2 separate regions of the Homo sapiens genome follow, and region 1 is linked to region 2. A link is an interaction called in ENCODE POLR2A ChIA-PET data of the cell type or tissue named here. Cell type or tissue: A673. All regions are shown on one strand. Each heading gives the region's core, and the rest is flanking DNA. Links, peaks and the distances in the headings are about the cores only.

Region 1 (8,330 bases), core at 73-8,072, 230 kb before region 2:
TGTTTTTTTGAGACAGAGACTCACTCTCTCGCCCAGGCTGGAGGGCAGTGGTGCGATCTCGCCTCAGTGCAACCTCTGCCTCCCGGTTTTAAGTGATTCTCCTGTCTCAGCCTCCCAAGTAGCTAGGTACAGGTGCACGCCCGCCTGACCTCAAGTGATCCACCTGCCCTGGCCTCCAAAAGTGCTGGGATTACAGGAATGAGCCACCACACTTGGCCCAAGATTTACTTTGAACTAGTTAGTGAAAACCTTCCTGGGGAGACAAAGTTACAGATTCCAAAAATAAAACCACATAGGCATTTTTAGTAACCTATCAATCCTTCCTTTCTGAGCTTTATTTTTTCTATAACTCATGTAACTGTTTTCAGATCTAATTCCTAAATAAACATGCCATGACATTTTCTCAGCATCCTGATCTTTTCTGCATATGCCTTCCCATTATTTTCTAGCAATTCCTTGAAACTATTAAAGCCTGTTTTTCTAAATTCATTTCATTTTTTTGCAGACAATGTTCCTAATCTTTCCTTGGGGTCCCAAACACTATTAAACATTTGTGGCAACATTTATCATAGTTTTAAATCTCAGACCAACTACATCCAGGCAAATCACTGCAAACATCTGTTGTTATCTTTTCTACTAAGATCATTCTCCAAAATCCCCCAAAATGTGGGATAATCTGTAACTCTGCTACTGAAAGTGTAGTCAGGAACACTGGCATCACCTATGAGCTTGTCAGAAATGCAGACTCTTGCCCATCTCAGATTTAATGAGTCAGAATCTGCATCTTAATCAAAATCCCCAGAAATTCCTACCCACTTCAAGTTTGAGCAGCATTTTTGAATGATGAATTCTGACCTAGACAGCTTAACTAGAAAATTTAAATAATCACCAGAAATTCCTTAAAAATCATTTGATATGTCCAAGAAATGGTCTTTCATCTTTTCTTTCACATTTAGGAAAGTAAAATAGAAATGACATTACAACTAATGAAGACATCCATATTACTACTCATCAATTAAAAGGAAGTTTCAATAAAAATATTTATTGTTGGTTGTATTTAGATCAAATCGTTTTCCATACCAACTCTATACAGATTATATTTAAATATGACTAATTTGGTAAGGTTCTATTTCTTAACAGGAAGCATGGAAAAATTTCAAAATGACAAGCCAATGCTAAACATGTACCACTTAACCAAAAATATTTAGTTATACGACAGCTAGCTAGAACACCCAAGTCCTTCTGACCAAGCCAATTCAGGTACTTGAACAACAGCCAAATAAATAAGCACCATTCTAATCAATAGGTTCAAATGAAAACAGAATGTTTTGATAATATTTTGAGTATAACACATAACACACAAAATTTTCAAAAGTGATTTAGCTGATAAAAATAGTGGCCTTTTAAAACGTATTAATGGCTGGGTGTGGCGGCTCACGCCTGTAATCCCAGCACTTTGGGAGGCTGAGGCAGGCAGATCACGAGGTCAGGAGATCAAGACCATCCTGGCTAACACAGTGAAACCCTGTCTCTACTAAAAATACAAAAACAAAATTAGCCAGGTGTGGTGGCGGGCGCCTGTAGTCCCAGCTACTCGGGAGGCTGAGGCAGGAGAATGGCGTGAACCCGGGAGGCGGAGCTTGCACTGAGCCAAGATCGCGCCACTGCACTCCAGCCTGGGCGACACAGGGAGACTCTGTCTCAAAAAGAAAAGAAAAGAAAAGAAAAGTATTAACTTTGCTTAATCTACTTAAAAACCTAGGCTGAAACTGAAGTTTACAGACTTAAAGGATTCCTAACTGAAGTACAGAATAATCTCCCAAGAACACGCGTACAGGAATGTTTCCAAATTCTATTAAACAGTATTGAGATCTGCAATAACGCAGTATTTTTGTAACTAAGGAAATATTACCCCTTAACATACTTAAAAACTGAGCTCCTTTTCTCACCACCGTTACCATACTTGACAATACTGATTCTCACCTTTACCCCATGGGAAAGAATCTTAAAATGATCAAACTCCTTGTTATTTTAAAAGGCATGACTAAACTGTGTCTAATTTAATCTCTTGCCTCTTTTTTTTTTGGAGACAGCGTCTCACTCTGTCACCCAGGCTAGAGTGCAGTGGCAGGATCACAGCTCACTACAGCATCTACCTCCCAGGCCCAAACAATACTCCCACCTCAGCCTCCACGGTGGCTGGGACTACAGGTGTGTGCCACCATGCTCAGCTAAGTTTCTGATTTTTTGTAGAGATGGGGTCTCCCTATGTTGCCCAGGCTGATCTTGAACTCCGGGGCTCAAGCAATCCTCCCACCTGGGCCTCCCAAAGTGCTAGGATTACCAGCAAGAACCACCACCACACAGAGCCCCTCCTGCCTCTTAACAAATAGACATCTAGGCCTAAAAGTCACCATTTGGAATTTTAAGTAAACAGCTGAATAAAACACTACTCTTGCTTATGAGCTAGAGGAAATGTCTACACATGGTCTTGATTTTGGTCACAACTTTCAATTACAAGGAAATAGAAATTTAATTTCTTTTCATAGCTATAGACAGAAGATATCTCCCTAGGTGAATATAATATACTCCACAGGAAAATACCTAACAAAATCTTGTTATTTCTAAAACTAAACTAAATAAATTCGGGGCTTTTGGTACAGCTAAAGCTTAAGCAACCCTTTATTTTTGGAAGAAATACATCGCAAATCAGTGAGCTGCCCCACCTTTCATTCCACCTCCCATTCTGCAAACATCTAAAGATGCCCAAGTTTAGATATTTCTGCTGTTAGAACATTCCTTCCTGTTTCAGTGAGTGATCTTTTGATCTTGGAACAAAAAGAACATAACACAACAAGAACAGTAAATTCTGGAAAACACTAACCAAAAGGAAGTATACTGTTTACTCTTTATTACCTTGAAACAATAGGGTATTCACTTTTTCTTCCCCGTAACTCAGTTTAACAGTCTTCATTTGAAAGAAACAAGGCAGAATACATTACTAGTCCTTCTTAATGCTTTCTTACTCAATTTGTTTATAGACTATTAGGTCCCAATCATCTTCCTTTTAAATATTTTTTGCTATTAATGGCACTGATTACAGAGGAATCACACATTACTTCAAGTGAATTTCCATTCTGAGTTGCAGAACTTCTATGTTTTTGACTGGTGAGAAACGAAGTACACCCTCAAGAAAAATAAGTCATAAGAAAAACCACTGTATTAGGGCTACCTGCAAGAGAAGAGGAAATCTTATAAAATTAAGACACAAAGAGAGAACTCTTTATACAGTACTTCCTGTAAATTGGCAGTATCTCCCGATGATGCATCCAAACTGTCCAACAAAGCTTTCCTCAAATAATCCCCTCACCACTTCTCCTTCACTTGTGGCATGTCACATCGAGGGCACAAGGGCACTGGGGCAATAAAAAGCCTACTGAAAGCACTGTACAAGTGTTTACGTTTGCCCACCTCTGTAGATTCTCTAGGATCATTTCCAAAATGCCACAATTTCCTCACAAAAACGCTATTGGCAGCCTGTTATGCCACAGCCAATATTCCTATCTGCCACCTGTAGATCTAGTTCTAACCTCAGTCAAGCTTCCTGGCAATTTAATAAATCTCTGGGGAGTTCAGCCTTTTCATTTTTACTATCCTACTCCTTCACTACCTTCCTTAGAACAGGTACAGTATCTAGTACTAAATTTGAAGACAGAAACTCCATTTAACTACAAAAGCCTAAATCACATAACTACTAAATCTGTTTTGCACAATCAAACCCATCACACCCCACCCAAAATCACCAACACAACATTTTGAACATGTTAAATTTTATTAAAAATATTTAACATCGTACAAATATTCCAATACAGTTATGGTACATGAACACTGTACCAAAAGCATGATTTTTATTAAACTGATGATTAAATGGAAAAGGTCTTGCAAATGTCCCTATTTTGGTATTTCTTATGTTACTATATCCATATCAGCAATTTATGTTTGCAGGAGCCTTCAGTCCAATTATAGAAATAGTCTTAGAACATAGTACCTAACATTATAATGGGATTCACTAAGTACAAGTCTACCTACATTATCGAAGAGGCTAGAGAAGTCCCTTTTGCCCAACCCTCATATGTGAGAAATCAAGAAAAGCAATGTTCATGGGATCCTGACAAATCTACTATATAAAGTGAGAGCCCTTATTTAAATTTGAGCAATTTAAGTTTTTCCCCAGAATGTCTCCTTTGTTGGTTCCACAAAATGTATTTTGTTTTTAGTGTTTAAAGTCAACAAACTGGCATTGCATTTTCCTTAACTTACATAAACTCATCAGAATTACATGAATATTCCTACTGCTTACCTTAAAACTTCCTAAGGAGCATGCTATTTAGTGCTAAGTTTTATACCCTGATCCTTTCTGTCACTGACACATGCATAAAATGTTACCTTAACACAACCCTGCAATCACTACAATTCTTAAAAGTATTACATAATTTCATTCTAGTGTTGTACAACTAGTCTATAGCAAACTTACAAGTAAGGGTTTATATTCATGACACTGACTAGCACATTTAACATCTAGGAAAGTCTTTCTAGACTGATATTCTCAACCAATAAAGAAGATACAGTGCTGTAAGAATACTGAGAAGGTTCTTCAGGCATGAAAATCCATAATTACTTTTAATCAGTGTTTATACCATATTACAATTATTTTTTATATGGTATGGTCAGAAATGCCTAGTTACTAAATTTAATTTCAATCTATACCTTACCATCATGGAATCCCCTACAAACTATAAGATGAGGGATTTTAATCTTTAGCAATAATTTAAATATTGACTCTTAATTCTACCAATATCTGCTAATCCTATCAGCTACCCTAGCTTTCACACAAAACACAAGTTGTTCATAGGTTTATGTTTCTGCTATGTTCAAGGTCTTAATATTTCAGCTATGTAATTTCCTCTTGACCCAAAGTCATTGTCTCAACATATCTCTAAATTGAGGCCATTATTGTCAAACTGCTAAAACTTTTTAAAGTTTCATTTTACAGTGTTAAGATTACTTTGGAAGATTTTTAAAAATAGTATCTTTGGTGTTTAAGCCCTCCATTCTATCAATGTCTTCTTGTTTTCACTAAAATTAGTGTGCAATAAATATCTCTTTAAGATGCATTATATGTTAATCTATCCAACAAAATATAGAAAATATAATACTAGACTGAAATGACAGTTAAAGCAAATTTATTGTCTCTCCAAGAGACTTTTTAAGATTATAAGGTGTCTATTTTGCTCACTTAAAATATACCCTGAGTATTTCATTACTTCATACTTGCAGGCCTTTCCTGCTGATCTGCTACCAATTTAAAAGTAAGTGAAGTGTTATTATATGTTCCTATTAAGAACAAAATAATTTAATATTAAAGTCCTATTTTTCTACAAGGCTGACATAATTGCCCACTTATAGGATATGGGCATTCTCCCACACTTAATGCCCCACTACTGATAAAAAAAAAAATAGGAAAAAAAAGTTCTTACCAACAATTCCACTGGTTATCGTCCCCAGCGAACCCCACCTAGCAAGTCGACATCATGACATGTCAGGTCAGGGCAGCCTCAACCTCGCTTCCCTGATAGTCAGGTGATAAAAGGAAGGAGTTAAAACAGGAAAAGTACACTTGCAGATTTCTGGATAACATCTGAAAATGATTAAAAAAACAAAAAAACAAAACAAAACAAAACAAAACCAGAGCTTCTGGTAACCTCTAAATAAAAAAGTATATATATGTACTTTTATTTAAAGAAAAAAAACTTTTCTAGAAGGATTAACAATAATTAACTTCAAATTAAATATTATTAAATTGCTGACCAATACATTGTATATGCAATATTTTTAAAGCTTGGTGTTTGCGTTTGAAAATTAAGACCTAATCAACAAACTTCTAATATAAAAGTAAACATGTCTGGCTAATGGATTTGTTATTCTGGATTCTCCAGTCAGTCATCCAATCTACTGGTTTCCTCAGAACAACTCCACCCCTAAGTTAACAGAAGCTCCCATTCTTAGAGAAACATAAACACACTTATAAATCCAGTGTAGTCTTTCTATAAGGCTTTTTCTTAGTTGCTCACTTAAGAGATTCCACATAATAATTGTCCACATAATAATGGACTACACTAATATTAACTTTGGTTAGTTTTCTTTAAGAATATTGGTAGCTCAGTATAATAAAATTATCTTTGAAAAATCAAAATGACAAGTTTTAACATATTTAGAAGCCTTGATAATTGACAAGCAATAGCCTTATAGCAAGTATTTACTGGAAGGGTTTGGTTTTACAAATGCACAATTAATAAAACGTAGGTATGATTATATTCAAATGGGCAGGAGGCAAATGATGTAATGAGTTTCAAGAATAATATTATATGGCTTTATGCTAGGAGTGAAATTTTATGTCCCTTCTCTTTTAGAATTTAAAATATATAATTTATTTTTTTGCATGCTGACCTTTTTAAAAAGAATTCATCTCCTAAGTCAGATTTCAAAGTCAAAAGAGAGAAAAATTATCTCCTACTATCAGAAAGCATTGGGCTTTCTTATGCAGAATAACCCCAGTAACTAAAAAAACCTGAAAAACAATTATGCTGAACTCATTTTAAAAAAACTACAGAATCATAACTCATTTTCCTTATCTTTTCACCAAATAAACCTGCATTTATTAGAAATCTGGCAACTTATTAGAACTTTTTTGCTCTTAAAAATTAAAATACCTTCATATAAATACATACATTTAAGCAACTGCTATAAATGAGTGATCAAATAAAAATTAGTATTCCATTATGGGGAGGGGCATATTTGTATCGGTCTCACCAGGGTACCTACAAAGAATAGCTCTATACCTCAATATATTTCCCAACACACACTTTACTGTAACAGGCTCATAAATAAAGCCAAATCAATTAGCTTGGGGAACAAAAAAGATGGAAAGACAGGAGAGCAGGAAACCAAATTCCTTACACTCATAATTTGTACCTAATTTAAAAAAAAAAAAATGCCAATCTAGAATAAAGACCTCCCTCAACTGACATTTTTCAGGTTTATATATTACACTGTTAGATTTATTTATGTGAAAAGTTGAGCTCTGAATCTATTTTCTCTGAATGCTGCTACAGTGTTAATTTACAAGACATGAAAGAAGAAAAGCTCTTGAGTTTTAATGTTTATAGGATTATGCTTTACAATTTAAAATAGCCACAAAACCTATAAACCAAATATTAGAGGGTACCTCTGCAAATATATTTTTAATTAGTGAAAAGGACAGAGGAGGAGGTGGCCACTTTAAAATTCAAAATATAATTTGCAATTAAAGGAAAGGATTTTGACATGGAACCCAAGTTTTAATCTTATGTTTTTGCGAGGGTTTGTTTTCTCAGAATCATTTCTATCCCCATTCTTAGCATTCTTTATGACAACTTTGTAGCTTGTAACACCTAATTAAGAAATACAAACAACTCAAATTTTATTTGTAGATTTTGTTCTTTCCAGGAAAAAAATCAGGGTTTTACTTAAGTCTAATTAGATGTATAGTTACAACTTCAAATTGTACTTTCAAAGTTTAAAAGCAGCATTTAAAGAATGTTTGGTGTCTTTACTTGCATACATGGGCATAAGAAAAACAACTGGATCTGTCTTACCAAAGAAATACCCATGTTAACTCAAAACTATCATACAACAGACCATAATTCCTTTATCAGTTTCCAAAAAACTAAAATATCAATAAGGTCTGTTAAATGACTATACTGTGTAATGAGTGTACTTTGAAAAAGAAATGAAATATATTGACTTTCATCAGTAAATAGTAATCTTAAATTGAAATGAAAAGAAGCCATGAAACCCAATATGATCTAGCCAAGATTACACGGAATTAAGTGGCTTATGATTTTGAAATCTAATATTCCTATCACAAAGACACCAAACAGGAACAAAACACAGAATAATGGTGTATCCATTTTAATTATTCCCCAATGGCTTCTGATATTTTTATCATTATAAAAACATTTGAGAACCACGTAAGAATAAGATGGAGGGGAAAACTTAATAGTAATTTGAAAGTGATTCACTTTTCTGTACCGTAAAGCTTAGATTCTTTTGTTCCTCTCATTCTCAAGCAAAAAAGTCATTAGAATAAATCAGAATTTCTAAAGGAAATAGGGAAATAGATGTTATGTCTTGGCCAACAAAAAATTTGGGCATCAGGGATAGCAGATAAATAAAAATAAACGAAGTGTTAACAGAAAGTCAAAGGTATTACTACTGGATATTTTTAAGCC
Region 2 (8,330 bases), core at 194-8,193:
TGCTAGCACTGATGTATGGGGAGCACCAGTGGGAAAAGGGGAAAGTTCAAGGGTGAGCTGAAAAGAGACTGCGATGAGGGGAGGAGAGCAAAGGCTATGGCCACAGCCAGAGGCCAGCTTAGCCCTATCCTGGACGCTCTTAGGCAGCCCCTTTGGCTGGATCTTCAAGGCCTGGTCAGGACGCAAGCCCACCCTGCCAACCCCTATGGAGAAGAGTACAGCTCCTTCCTCAGGCAGCTGCAGAAGTGCAGAGGGTCAGAGATCACCAGGCACAACCCCCTTACGGGCACCACGGTGAGGAAACTGGGACTTGGGGAAGAGGAATTGACTTGCCCAAGGTCACGCAGAGTGGAGCCTGGTCTCTCCTAAGCCCTAAGTCAGATGGTGGGGGTAGGAGCAAATGTAAGGGGTCGAACCTTGCTTTCAGATCCCAGCTCTGCCACTTCGTAGCTGAACAGCCTGGGATTCACTGTCTTGCCTCTCTGAGCCTACACCTCCTCACCTGACCTGCCTTGTAGAGTTGTGTGTTAAAATGTTTATTTTCTTTCATGCCTCACAAGAGGAAATCTGGAAAATGTAGACAAATTGAAAGAAAAGGAGGACCGGGCGTGGTGGCTCACGCTTGTAATCCCAGCACTTTGGGAGGCCAAGGCGGGTGGATCACCTGAGGTCAGGAGTTCGAAGCTAGCCTGGCCAACATGGTGAAACCCCATCTCTACTAAAAATACAAAAAGTAATCCCAGCTACTTGGGAGGCTGAGACAGGAGAATCATTTGAACCTGGGAGGTGGAGTTTGCAGTGAGCAGAGATGGCGCTATTGCAAGCCAGCCTGGGCAGAGCTTCCTGCAGGCGTGAAAGAGAATGATGCCATGCGCCTGGCCAGAGGAGGCATGCGATAAAGGGGCATTCCCTGAGCCTTCCTCAGAGGACTTGGAAAGAGCTCTGGACAGGGAGCCAGGAGATCTGGGTTGTGGCCTTCATTCTGCCATTGAACTTGGTTGCCATCCTTGGACAGTGCCTGAGGTCCCTTTAAACAGAAGCTCCACAACAAATCCTGCTCACCCTGCACTTTGCAGCCCGGCCACAAAGCAAGCGGCCACACCCAGGGTTGGGTTTGGAGCTGTTCCAGGTCACGCCCTTGTAAAATGAGTAAGCAGAGGGCAGGCCTGCCCACGGGGCTGGGCCCCGGGCATCTGGGGATTGACAGGAGCGGGAGCTCTGGGCCTGGCAGGGCTTTAGGGTGGTCTGCTGCAAGGAGACTCCCCTGCTTCTTCACTTGTGACCCAGGCAAGTGACTTCCTTTCTTTGCTCAGTTTCCTTATCTGCAAGGTGCCTCATTCTGGACATCCTGACCAAGATAATGAACGTGAAGAGTGCCAAGCAGTGTCTGGCACACGAGAGGCACTCAGTAAAAGAGAGACCTTCTTGCTAAGATCACTGAGCCCTTCTGGGAGGGAGGTACAGACAGATGTACTTGGGCTCCTCTGGGAGGGTTCAAAGCAGTGTAAAACCACAGCTGTTACTGAAACTTCCAGTCTGAAAGCAGCTGGCCAGAGGAGAGTGGGCCTGCCGCAAAGCTCCCTTCCCTGGGGGGAGCTCAGCTCCTAAGTTAGGCAGTATTAAAAAAAGTCAAGGCTACATAGAGAAGAGCCTGCTGCCTGACCAGGTGCATTAGAGTAGCTAGCTCATGCCTGTAATCCCAGCACTTTGGGAGGCTGAGGCAAGAGGATTGCTTGAGCCCAGGAGTTTGAGACCAGCCTGGGGAACATAGGGAGACCCCTGTCTCTACAAAAAATAAAAAATAAAAGACAGAAGAGCTGACTGCCTTGTGAGTCCCATCACTCTACCCCATCCCCATCTCTGACCTTAGGTCACATCCCCTCTCTGAGCCTCAGTTTCCCCCTGTAACATGGAGCTATTAATGCCATCTATTTCACGAACTACAAAGATGTTTTAGGCTATAAAACACTGAACACAAGATACCCAATCCCAGTTATCCTCGGTTGCTTAACCTGTAAAATGGGGATAATACCATTCCTGCCCACTGCCCTCCTAGTTAGAAATCATGTGCAGGAAGGGTCTCCAGGAAGGTTAACGTTTTGAACATGGGCAAAGCCTGAGTCCACTGGCAGGGAGTGGTGGCTCTGCCTGCATCCAGAGCTGGCTGGGCATCCGTGCTTGCTGACTAGCACAGGTCTGACCAGATGCCTCTGGGGCAGTGGGGGGTGGTCTTATCCCTGTACCCGAACTTATTCACCAAACTCACAACTAAGCAAACCTACAACACCCCCTTCCTCTCCCTGGAGCCTGCTTCCAAAACCCAGGACCTGGAGCTGAATGTGGCTGAGAAGAGCTAGCCCCACAGCCACCCTGTGCACACACGCATTGTGAAGGAGAGAACACTGAAGCCCAGACTGGGTCCAAGACTTGTCCAAGGACACACAGAGAATTAGTGGCAGAGTCACACCAGAAACCAGGCTCCTCAACCACCACCACCTCCACTCCCCCAGGCTTTTCCCACTCCACCCCCCACCCTAAAGTTGTTTTGATTCACACGGGCTCCAGGAATTCCACTCCCACAAAACACACCCTGAGCCCAGGTCAGCAGGCAGCCTGGTGCCACTACACTTTGGGCCCTCTCTGGCAACGAGCCTGGGAGCTTGAGGAGAGAGCAGCCAATCTGAACAGAACCCAAGGGGGCTGCCCACATTTGTATCTGCTACATGGCTGTCTGGGAGGGAAGACTGGGCCTGGGGGAGGACCTAGGGCAGATACTTGGGGCTATCTCAGGAGCTGGCTGGACAATTTGGAGTCTGTCCATGGCAGATTGGATGTGAGAGACCCACTAGACCTATCCCTCTGTCTTACCAAAGTCCCACAGTGTCCCCAGGCCATACTCTTTGCCTGGACAATAGCAGGCACCCAGTACTGGTTTCTGGCCAAACAATGAAGTAATGAATGAATGGCGGCAACGCTGGCTGCATGGACTTCCCCAAGGTCACACAGTGCACTGGGAGTAGTGAGTTGGGTCTCCCTCCAGACTCGCAATCCAGTGCTCATTCCACTCCACTAGAATGGATGAGATTATTTCATCCAAAGTCTGAAAATGAAGGGGTCTTCTACTCAGATATTGGGGGCACTGGGTCCTGGAAACTGAAAGCTCATCTTCCCTCTTCCCAAAACTCTACCTGCTCCACTCAAACTGGATCTCAGGCACCCCTCCCTCCTTTCCCACACCTGGAAAAGCATAGGGGGAAGCGGTGGGGGCCCCCAGCATTACCGGCAGCCGGCCTGCCGGCAGGCATCGCACAACTTGGCCCTCGGGTCCGTGGGGAGTGGCGTCGAGGCAGGTGCCTGGCGCCGCTGCGGGAGGCGCCGTCTGCGGGTACAGCGGTGTGTAGTAGGTAGCAGTAGCTGGGCAGAGCTGGGGGCTGCTGAGGCCGGATGGCCACAGCTCTGTGGGGCTCATCGCGGGCACCACCTTCGGGGTCTGCCCAGCGGCCGAAGCCAAGGCCCGGGGCCCTTGCAGCATAGCGAGTAAGGCGCCCCCTACCCAAAAGGGCTTGGCGCGCCCGCGGACACCTGCGGGTTCCGGTGCTGCCGCCTTTCACACGGCCCGCGGCATGGCGCGGAGGCCGGGGGAAGCCGCCAATGGACGCCTGCGGGGCAAGGCCGGACCCTCCCCTCCTGGCCCGCGGCCGAGCAGAGAGCAGCGCTTAGAGATCGCCGCTTGGAGATCGCCCGGCGGCTGCGGTGGTGGCACTGCCAGGGGCTGTCTCGTCCCGAGGGCACCGCGACCCGGGACGCCCCGCGCTCCCCAAGGCCTCGGCACCTGGGGTCCGGCCGGCTCTGGGGAGGGGTCCCCGGCGTGCCCTCAAGCTCGGCGGAGACGCGATGCGCTGGGATGGGGAGGGGGGTCTCGACTGCACCGACTTCCTTGCGGCTCGCTCTCTAGTCCTTGAGTCTTTCTCTGCCTCTTTTTTTTCTTCTTTTTTTTTTTTTTTTAGCGCCAAACGTCGTGCCGCGAAATTCGGATCTCCCGCGGAAAATGCCGCGCTCCGGTTGGCTGCTGCGACAGTACAGGCTCCACCCCCCCCCCCCCCCCCGGAAAGAACGCGTCCTCGAGGCGGCGATTGCAACACTAGCTTCGCTGCTTAAAGGGGCAGCCACACCTGCTGTTGGTGCCGCCAGCCGCCGGCCGCGCTAGTTAGCAGCCGGCGAGACGGAGACAGAGGGTGGTTCCGGGATTCACAGTGCAGAGGCGGCCAGAGCAGTGCACAGCGCCCCGAGAAATGGGCCCGGATTCCCTGGGATTGAAGGGAAACATTTTGGCGCGGGGTCCCAGCCTGAGCCCAGACCCAGCAGTGTATTCCCCAGGCCACAGGCCCTTTTGTTAGTTTGCATTGTTGCTTAGCTAGCACATGTGCATTCATATCCCCTTTCCTGCTAAAATGAAGGCCAGGAACCTGTTCCCTTTAATGGCAGAGGGGTGAGGGACGGAGGCAAACTAGTCTACTTCTTTGTAGGGAAAACTAACATCTATTCAGCGCCTACAGGATGCCAGGCACCATGCTAGATCCTTACAAGCGTTGTTTTAGTTAATTTATTCCAACAATCCTGGGAAGAGGAATGATGATCCCCATGATAAAGACTGACAGTCTGAAAGGCTGGGTAACTTGCCCAAGGTCATACAGAGAGATTCCCTGATTTGAGAGCTGGCAACAGAATCTGGGACAGGTCCCAGCTCTGGAGCCCTTGTTTTTCCAGTTAAGGGGTTCTTCTACTCTCCCAAGCTGCCTGGGGGCACAGCAGGGTCAGAGTCCCACTGCAGAGCTTTGTCTTGTTCACAGTTGTATTATTAGGACCCAATACTCAGTAAATGTTTGAACATCTCTAGGTTTCTTTTAAACAATCCTTTTGTCACAAGAGCCTCTCTGCCTCATTCAAAAACCTTCATTGCTGATAATACATTCCTCATCACTCCGGTTTAGAGAGGCTCAGAGAAGCAAACTTGGGTAGTGAGTGGTAAAAAGTTGCTAGAAGCTGCTGCTAGATTTCAGGTCTGATTTCTTGCCTGGTGCTGTGTGATTTTTATGCAAGTCTGAGCCTTGGCATTCAAAGCCCTCCAGAGACAGTCCACAGCTTAATTCCTCATTAGATGGTTGAGGCCAAGGTGGCAATAACCCATGATGATTAAGAGCCCAGGCTTTGTAGCCAACAGCCCCGAATTCAAACCCAGGCCCAGACACTTTATTATTCATTGTGTGACCAAGGCAAATTTTGTAAATTCTCTGATCCTTGATCCTTGATTTTCTCCTCCTAATAGCACTTACCTCATATGATCATGAGGAAATCTCATGAGATAATGCATATAAAGCTTTCATCACAGAACCTGGATCATAAGGAGCCTCAAGAATTGGCAGCTGTTGTTATATCTCTGACTTTTTTTTTTTAGACAGAGTCTCACTCTGTCACCAGGTTGGAGTGCAGCGGTGCAATTCTCCTGCCTCAGGTTCAAGTGAGTCTCCTGCCTCAGCCTCCCGAGTAGCTGGGATTACAGGCGCCAGCCACCATGCCTGGCTAATTTTTGTATTTTCAGTAGAGGCAGGGTTTCACCATGTTGGCCACGCTGGTCTCGGACTCCTGACCTCAGGCAATCCGCCCTACTTGGCCTCCCAAAGTGCTGGGATTACAGGTGTGAGTCACCGCTCCCGGTCACATCTCTGACCTTATCTCCAGTGCATAAGACCCTTTTACTCTAGTCTACGTATCTCATTGGTCCTTTTTGGTCCTTTGAGGGCCAGCTTAAATCTCACCTCCTCCAAGAAGCCTCCCCTGCCTGCTTCCTCTCAGCCAGAATGGCTCTTACCCTCTTGGGACCCTTAGTGTGTTCTACCTCAACAAAACAAGGCTTCGTTTTCATACCTTGTTTATCAGTTAGGTTCTATGCTCCTTCAAGAATCTAGGTCAGATCTCTCTAGAATGCCCCTTAGCATCTAGGGCCTGGCTTGGAGTGCAGAAGGCAGGTAATAAATACTGATTATGATTCACTCATCTGCCTGGCTGCAAAGAATAGGAGAAGTTAATGAGATCTGAAGTCAGAAAGTCAGGAGGCCCAGATTAAGTAAGTCCCGCTCTCTACTTCCTAGTTAAGTGACACTGGACAGCCGCTGCTTCACTTCTCTTAACCACAATTTCCTCAACCATCAAATGTGGATAATGCTATCACTCAGTCAATTTCACATTACTTCAGAGACACTACTTAAATGACAGTGGTGGCGATGATCACTGATTTTTATTGAGAACCTACTATACACTGGGCTCTAAGCACCTTGAGCCCCTCCTCTGATCCTCACAACACTGCTCTGAGACGGACACTATTATTATCCCCATTTTACAGATGAGGGAACCTGGAAGGAATTGTGGCAGAGCAGGTTTGGGGAAGCAGCAGGGCCCCAGGGCCAGGGAGGGAAATGGGGGTGGCAGGGTGGAGCTGGGAGAAAAGAAGGGAGCCAGTGAGGGGCTGAGAGCCAGCTCTCTGTGGTTGAGTTTCGGGCAGCTGGGGCTGGCTTTAGAGTTTCACTGCCTGGGAACTGACTAATTCTTGCAATAGGTGTGGGGCACAGATCTGAAATCTGCCTCCCTGAGCTTGAATTCCTGCCCCATTCATTCCTAGCATTGTGATCATGGTCAGGTTGCTGGACCATTCTGAGTCTCAATTTCCTCATCTTTGAAATGGAGGCGGCACAAGTGACCTCTCCATTTACTGTGAGGCCTTAGTAAGGTGTTGGTTATAAAGTCCTTAGAGAAATGTCAGGTGCATGGTAGGTACTTAATATATTTTGGCTAAGGTTTATGTGAAATGGACCCGAAGAGGCCCTCACATGGAACCAGACTAAATACTTGCAGTTTCAGGCCGGGCACATTGGTTCATGCCTGTGAACCCAGCACTTTGGGAGGCCAAGGTGGACAGATCTGTTGAGCCCAGGAGTTTGAGACCAGCCTGGGCAACATGGCAAAACTCTGTCTCTCCAAAATACAGAAAAATTAGCTGGGCGTGGTGGCACACGCCTGTAATCCCAGCTGCTCGGGAGGCTGAGGTGGGAGGATCACCTGAGCCCAGGGAGGTCAAGGCTGCAGTGAGCCATGATCATGTCACTGCACTCCAGCCTGGGTGACACAGTAAGACTGTCTCAAAATAAACAAACAGGCCGGGCACGGTGGCTCATGCCTGTAATCCCAGCACTTTGGGAGGCCGAGGTGGGTGGATCACTTGAGACCAGGAGCTTGAGATCAGCATGGTCAACATGGCAAAAACCTGTCTCTACTAAAAATACAAAAAAAAAAAAAATTAGCCAGGCGTGGTGGTGTGTGCTTGTAATCCCAGCTACTCGGGAGGCTGAGGCAGGAGAATCGCTTGAACCCAGGAGGTGGAGGTTGCAATGAGCCAAGATCGTGCCACTGCACTCCAGCCTGGGTCACAGAGCGAGACCCTGTCTCAAACACACACACACACATACACACACACACACACACACACACACACACACAAAACCCTCAGAGTTTCTGCCGTACACGCCCTACACTTTCCCATCTCCCAGGCTTTGCTTACCTGGCTCCATATCCTCCTATTCTTCAGGCCCCGCCTCCCCTCCAGGCCCCTCCTCCCCTCCATCCCCATGTGCCCAAATCTGACTCATCCTTCAAGGTCCAACTCAAATGGAGTGGAAGGAGCAAAGAATCTGAAGTCAGACATCCCAGGGTTCAAACCCAGGCCCTGACACTTTATTAGCTGTGTGACCCAGGCAAAATTTCCTAAATTCTCTGATCTTTGATCCTTGATTTTCTAATCCTAATAGCACTTACCTCATAGGATTGTGAAGAAATCTCATAGATAATGCATATAAAGCTTTCAGCATGGAACCTGGTTTATAAGGAGCCTCAAGAATTGGCAGTTTTCTTACGTCTCTGATCCTATCTCCAGTGCATAAGACCCTTTTACTTTAATCTACCTATCAACAAATCTTCAGACTCCTTGGGGGCAGGACCCAGGCTTTGTTTTCACTTTTGCGCCTTCCTCCCCTGAGATGCCAGGCACAAAGTAGGCCTGAAATAAATGATAATAGTTCACATTTCCTGAGAACTTCCTAGGCGTAAACACCCAGCTAGGTATTTTACATACATTATTTTGTCGAAACCTCCCAACTACCCTGTAACACAGGTACATTTTGGACAGATGAAGAAATTGAAGCTGAAATATGTAAAGGAACTTGACAACTGTTTGAAGATGAAATCAGGATCTGAACTCAGATCTCTCCCAAGGCACTGCG

The links. ChIA-PET counts read pairs that join two places held together with the same protein. Peaks named below come from ENCODE experiments on the same cell type or tissue, not always from the same donor. Only the 100,000 strongest peaks of a DNase experiment are listed, where the experiment ranks them.
Region 1: POLR2A ChIA-PET joins it to region 2 with 10 read pairs; 6 of 35 experiments call an interaction of 5 or more read pairs at or near these places.

Annotation. Positions count from the first base shown.
Region 1 is chr1:23,300,875-23,309,204 of GRCh38, forward strand. It overlaps HNRNPR (heterogeneous nuclear ribonucleoprotein R), which reads right to left. Exons shown (of 11, transcript NM_005826.5): 11 at 3,814-8,330. Among named protein-coding and RNA genes, the nearest start is that of LINC01355, 20 kb to the left of the region's middle. In A673, for the core only: no CTCF peak of the experiment used is centred there; no DNase peak of the experiment used is centred there; H3K27ac peaks cover 837 bases.
Region 2 is chr1:23,527,262-23,535,591 of GRCh38, forward strand. E2F2 (E2F transcription factor 2) reads right to left here and starts at 3,972. Exons shown (of 7, transcript NM_004091.4): 1 at 3,281-3,972. The coding sequence starts at 3,532. LOC101928163 (a long non-coding RNA gene) reads left to right here. Exons shown (of 3, transcript NR_110799.1): 3 at 144-1,158. RefSeq lists silencers at 1,026-1,222, 3,378-3,526, 4,064-4,203 and an enhancer at 1,241-1,370. In A673, for the core only: CTCF peaks have their summits at 818 and 4,201; DNase peaks (open chromatin) are centred at 1,120, 1,480, 3,640, 4,120 and 1 weaker place; H3K4me3 peaks cover 3,427 bases; H3K27ac peaks cover 3,879 bases.